2 separate regions of the Mus musculus genome follow, and region 1 is linked to region 2. The links are chromatin loops, found by intact Hi-C in ENCODE. Cell type or tissue: heart. All regions are shown on one strand.

The links. Peaks named below come from ENCODE experiments on the same cell type or tissue, not always from the same donor. Only the 100,000 strongest peaks of a DNase experiment are listed, where the experiment ranks them.
Region 1: a loop joins it to region 2, with 3 times the contacts of the local background. A loop is called at or near these places in 22 of 42 quality-filtered maps.

What each region holds. Positions count from the first base shown.
Region 1 is chr17:24,885,762-24,888,261 of GRCm38, reverse strand. Nubp2 (nucleotide binding protein 2) reads left to right here and starts at 1,912. Exons shown (of 7, transcript NM_011956.3): 1 at 1,912-1,983; 2 at 2,425-2,500. The coding sequence starts at 1,956. It overlaps Spsb3 (splA/ryanodine receptor domain and SOCS box containing 3), which reads right to left and starts at 1,588. Exons shown (of 7, transcript NM_001163751.1): 1 at 1,502-1,588; 2 at 345-482. The coding sequence starts at 1,582. In heart, a CTCF peak has its summit at 1,411; DNase peaks (open chromatin) are centred at 371, 681 and 1,751; H3K4me3 peaks cover 2,369 bases; H3K27ac peaks cover 1,566 bases.
Region 2 is chr17:24,733,581-24,736,080 of GRCm38, reverse strand. It overlaps Rpl3l (ribosomal protein L3-like), which reads right to left. Exons shown (of 10, transcript NM_001163945.2): 6 at 2,337-2,497; 7 at 2,063-2,164; 8 at 569-664; 9 at 240-359; 10 at 1-81. The coding sequence ends at 25. Among named protein-coding and RNA genes, the nearest start is that of Msrb1, 1.8 kb to the left of the region's middle. In heart, a CTCF peak has its summit at 1,382 (motif pointing left); DNase peaks (open chromatin) are centred at 410, 2,230 and 2,450; H3K4me3 peaks cover 301 bases; H3K27ac peaks cover 683 bases.

The DNA.
Region 1 (2,500 bases), 150 kb before region 2:
AAATGGCTCAGCATATGTATGTGTGCTACTGCACGTCACGGACAACCTAAGCTTGCTCCCCAGATACCAAATAAAGGTGTAAGATAGAACACACATACAAGGCTCCTGACCCATTCACTGTGGCACACAATAATAAAATTGGCAGGCCTGGTGAACAAGCATTGTACAGTAACCAGCACTATCCAGAACTTTCGATCCCTGTCTCTTGTCTTGAGGCCTGACATACCTCAGGCTTTACCAGACCAAAAAGCACCACATACCAGGACACAGCTCAGCTGCCTGGCTCAGTGTCTTTTTCACCCAACATAGACACTGGTTATCCCCACCTTGCCACTTCGACCTACCTGCCCATCAGAGTCATAGCCCCAGTTAGAGCTGCCTGCCAGAGCCACAGCCCGGGCATCTGTATCTCGGCGGGCTGCGCTCAGGACGAAATGCCATGCCCTGCTACTCCGTGTACGCCGGGCCATAGTGGAGAGAACCTGGAAAAAAATAACTGTAACTTTAAAGACATGTAATGTATCAATGTCCAAACAAGGCCCAAATCTACACCCCACAACTCTGCCCCCTGCCACTTCTACCTGGCAGCCTAAGCCATGGATCCACCAAAGGCTGGGGACTCCAAGCCCTCAACACTGAGCTCTGAGCTCCAGAAACTCCCACAAGCTCGTACCTGGCTCGAGTATCTGAGCACCTCAATCAAGCCCAGGGCGATGGTGTGAAACACAACCCAGACACCCATGACTTTGGATGTGTCCCAGCCCATCTCTGCATTCTGTTCAGGAGCTGTTGCCCCTCAGGCATTTGACACTTAACTTGCTCCTCCTCCGCGGTCCACTTTGGCAAATGGCATCCACAGCATCCAGTTCCTCATGCCAGAAACACCGCTGTCATCCACTCCTGACACCCCTCCTTGCCATTGGAGACCCCCACCGCTTCCTGCACCACACAACTCCCTCTCACCCATCCGGCTCTGCACACTACAAACTCAGTCTTTGATACAACCTTAAACTCACTGGCTTGACATCGTTCTTGGGACAAAATGAAAGGCTTTGAGAGGTCCGGATCTCCTCTCCCGAGTGGACTGTCTTTGTCTAATAGTCGACTCTGTCCTAGCTGCCTCCTGTCCCCCTGTAGACCCACTGTACTACCCTACCTCGCCCCGGCCATCCACAAAGAAGCCGGGCGGGGCCGCGCACAGCACTCCACAGCAGTTGGGTTGGCTGAGCGCCGTATAAGAACACACAGTAGGAACCCAATGAATGAACCAGAGATGTCCCTGGACGTAGCCACGCTCGGCCTCCGCGGGGCTGAAGGTTGCTTCCCTCGCCAAAGGCTCGCGGATCTCGCCACAGCGATGCCGTCCCTGACGCCTGACTCCGAGGCCCCCGCCCAGACTCCCGAGCGCCACCGCCAGGGAACAACGGGTGGCCGGCTTGACCGCCTGCAAGGTCAACCCGCCGGCCGCCGGGCCTGACCGGGCTGGGCCGGCGCGGCTCACCTGCGGCCAAAAAGCTCCCCCGGCGCTGACCCACTTTCCGTTCCGGCCGCGACGCAAACAATCCCCGCCCCCGCCCTGCATTGGCCCGGCAGCCGAAGGCGGGCTCTATGGCAGCTTCGCGCGGGGGCGGGTCTCGCGAGACAGGACTGCTGTCAAGAGGCTTGCACAAACTGTCAATCCTGAACCAAAGTTTCTATTGGCCCTCGCTAGAGCGGTCAAAAAAAAAAAAAACTTTCGCATGACCATTGGACAAATATAAGGAAGTGTGTCCGTGCCCGTGGCGTCATCATCAGTTGCCAGGATCGGGACCTCCTTGGGTGATCTGATTGGCTGGACGGTGAATGACTAACCTCTCAAAATGAGTAAGGGGCGGGCTCTTGTCACCATTGGTTCAAAGGCTGCGAAAGTTTGGAGAGGAAGCGGAAGAGAGCCGCGAAAAGCAACTAGTAGCGGAATGGAGGCTGCTGCCGGTGAGCGTGCAGGTCGGTCAAACGCGAGGGGTTGGGAAAGTCTGAAGGCGAACCGCGTGCAGGCCCACGCCAAAGCATCCCATGTCCCCTTGTTTACTGAGCTAGCCGAGTGTCGCGATGCACACATCGGCGGTTATATCTGCTCTAAGACCTCAGCCTCACGCCTTTCCGAGAATTGGGGGCCCTGCTTCCCTAGAACTGGAAGTCTCTAGTGTGGAGTCTGCGTTTGTGCGCGGGTGTCGCTTAGCTGTGATCATCTACTCTGTTAGTTTCCTCTGTGTCTGTTAAAATTAGCTGGCAGTTTGAAGTGAGCGTTCACGTGTGCACGTGCCTTCAGTTGCTCCACTTCAGACAGAAGTGAGGCTGAGACAGGTCTGGGGCTTCTAGAAGACCTACCCGCGTGCCTTTGTCTTTGTCGCTCTCTCAGACACCCCAACTCCTGTTTCTCACCAGAACCCGGGAACCTGGCCGGGGTGCGACACATCATCCTTGTTCTTTCTGGAAAGGGTGGCGTTGGGAAAAGCACCAT
Region 2 (2,500 bases):
CAGGTGTGCTCCATTCCAGACATCTTACATGTTTCCCAAGGTCTCCGGCTTCTCTTTCTCCAGATGTTTCTTTTGGGGACCCTGGTTAAGGTGAGGAGACAAGATGAGAGTTAGTCAGGAGAGTCAGTCAAGAAATACTACCTACGGCCAGTGCCAGGGCCACCTAGGGCCTGCTCTACTGGTTTGCTAAAAAGGCCCCTTCTTCTAGTTCCTCTCTGGAACAAGTGGGACTAGCTCACCATGAAGGCCCTCTTCTCCTGCGCTGTCTGAAAACATCCGTGGCCAAACTTAGAAGTGGTGTCAATGAACTTGAGCTCAATATTCTCCAGGGCCCTGCGGCTGTGGTGCACCAGAAGGGACTGGGTATCCAAGAGAGAAGAGATGTCAAGGACAGAGGGCCCCGACTCCTCCTGTGACCTCCAGTTCACACCAAGGAGGACTCAGTCAATCCCTCGCTCTTGCCAGACCCCCTTCCTTTACTCTCCCACCACACAACCCACCACAGAGCACGCTAAAGGACAGAACAGGCCACTGGAGTCCACTCCCCAGCTTGCCAAGCAGCACTGACCTTTCTCAGAGTGATCACTCGCTTCTTGGTACCTGCAATGCAGCCCTTTAACATGATGAAGTCATTGTTCACTTCCCCATAGTGGGGGAAGCCACCCTACAGGGAGACAGACCACACCAAGCCAGGAACAGGGCAGCCAAGTTAGGAGGCTGTAGTGGGAGGGAGCCCTATGCGCAGACCCCAGGGTGCAGGGACAATACCTTCCCACTGGGTCACTCCTCAGGGGGCAGTAACATCTCAACTGAATACTAAGTATCTTTCCTGTGTCATCTCATTTAACAATATGCCTTTTTGTGGGCACACTGATGCTCAGAAGTTTGGGTTTGCTGAGCACGGTGGTATACACTCGTAAATCCAGCACTTGAGAGGGGGATATGAGATCACTTTGAGTTGAAGGCCAGCTTGGGTACCAGAGAGAGCCTCACTAGAGAGCTCAGTTTGAAACATTCTAGACTAGCATGAGACCCTGTGTTCCATCCTGAGCACTACCTTAATAAACGGCTTTAGCCGAGTGGTACTGACACACCTTTAATCTCAGCACTTGGGAGGCAGAAGATGGAGGATTGTTTGAGTTCAAGGCCACCCTGGTTTACAAAGCAAGTTCCAGGATAGCCAGTGCTATACATAAAAACAACAAAACAGGGTATCGTGGCATAAGCTCTCAGCACTCAGATGGTAGAAAAAGGAGAATCAGAGGCTAGAGAGATGGCTCACTGACTGTCCTTCCAGAGGTCCTGGGTTCAATTCTCAGCAAACACATGGTGGCTCACAACCACTGTAATGAGATCTGGTGCCCTCTTCTGGCCTGCTACATGCAGCAGAACACTGTATACATAGTAAATCTTTTCCCAGAACACTGTATACATAATAAATAAATCTTTCTTTTTAAAAAAAGGAAAGGAAGAGGAGAATTTTCAAGATCATTCTCAGCCATATAGGGAGCTGGAGCCCAACCTGGGTTACATGAAATGCTGTATGTATTTTGTTGTTGTTTTTGTTGTTTTTTGTTTTTCGAGACAGGGTTTCTCTGTGTAGCCCTAGCTGTCCTGGAACTCACTTTGTAGACCAGGCTCGCCTCCAACTCAGAAATCCGCCTGCTTCTGCCTTCCTAGTGCTGTGATTAAAGGCATGTGCCACCACGCCCAACCCTGTATGTATTTTTTTAAAAAGAGCAGACACATGCTTCAAACTCCGCAGCTACTTCCTTCTGGCCCTGGACTCACTCCTGAGACCCCATACTCTATGGGCACAGAATACCAGCCCCTCACAGTGATTATGAGCGTGCAGGAGCAGGTGAGAACTGACGCTTTCAAGTGTGCGAGAGCTCTCCCAGTACCTCCCTCCTGCCAGGACCTGGGGCCTATTCTGTGTGGGGGGCAACATCCAGTTGTAGAAAACACATGGAGCTCTTCAGGCAGGGTGGCACCCAAATGGAGCTGTCCCCTGTCCCTGATTCCCATCAGATGCCACTTGGCATCCTGGCCAGGCTCTCACCAGGGGTGTGATTGACTTGTCAGTTACGTCGTAGCTGGTGGATGCGTTGTTTCTGACCATCTTTCCATCTTCCATGTGCAGCCCCCGGCCAATGCGGTAGATCTGGCAGGAAAACAGCATAGAATGGACCAGAGGTAGGTTCTGTGGCTAGCAACATGGCCAGTCACACGCTTGGCCCACATGCTCAGACTCTGGAACTAGTAATATTTCATGAACTCAATCCATGTGTGAGTCATGCCACCCCACTAGAAAGTCCTCAAAGTTATGGACACACCTTCTTGTTCAGCTCTGTACGGTGGTGGTAACCCTTCTGCCCAGCCCGGGCGATGGAGCAGCCTACTCGGGCAGGGTGCCAGGCGCCGATGCAGGCCACTTTGCGCAAGCCTTTGTGGGTCTTCCTTGGAAGCTTCTTGGTATGCCAGCGACTGGTCACCCCTG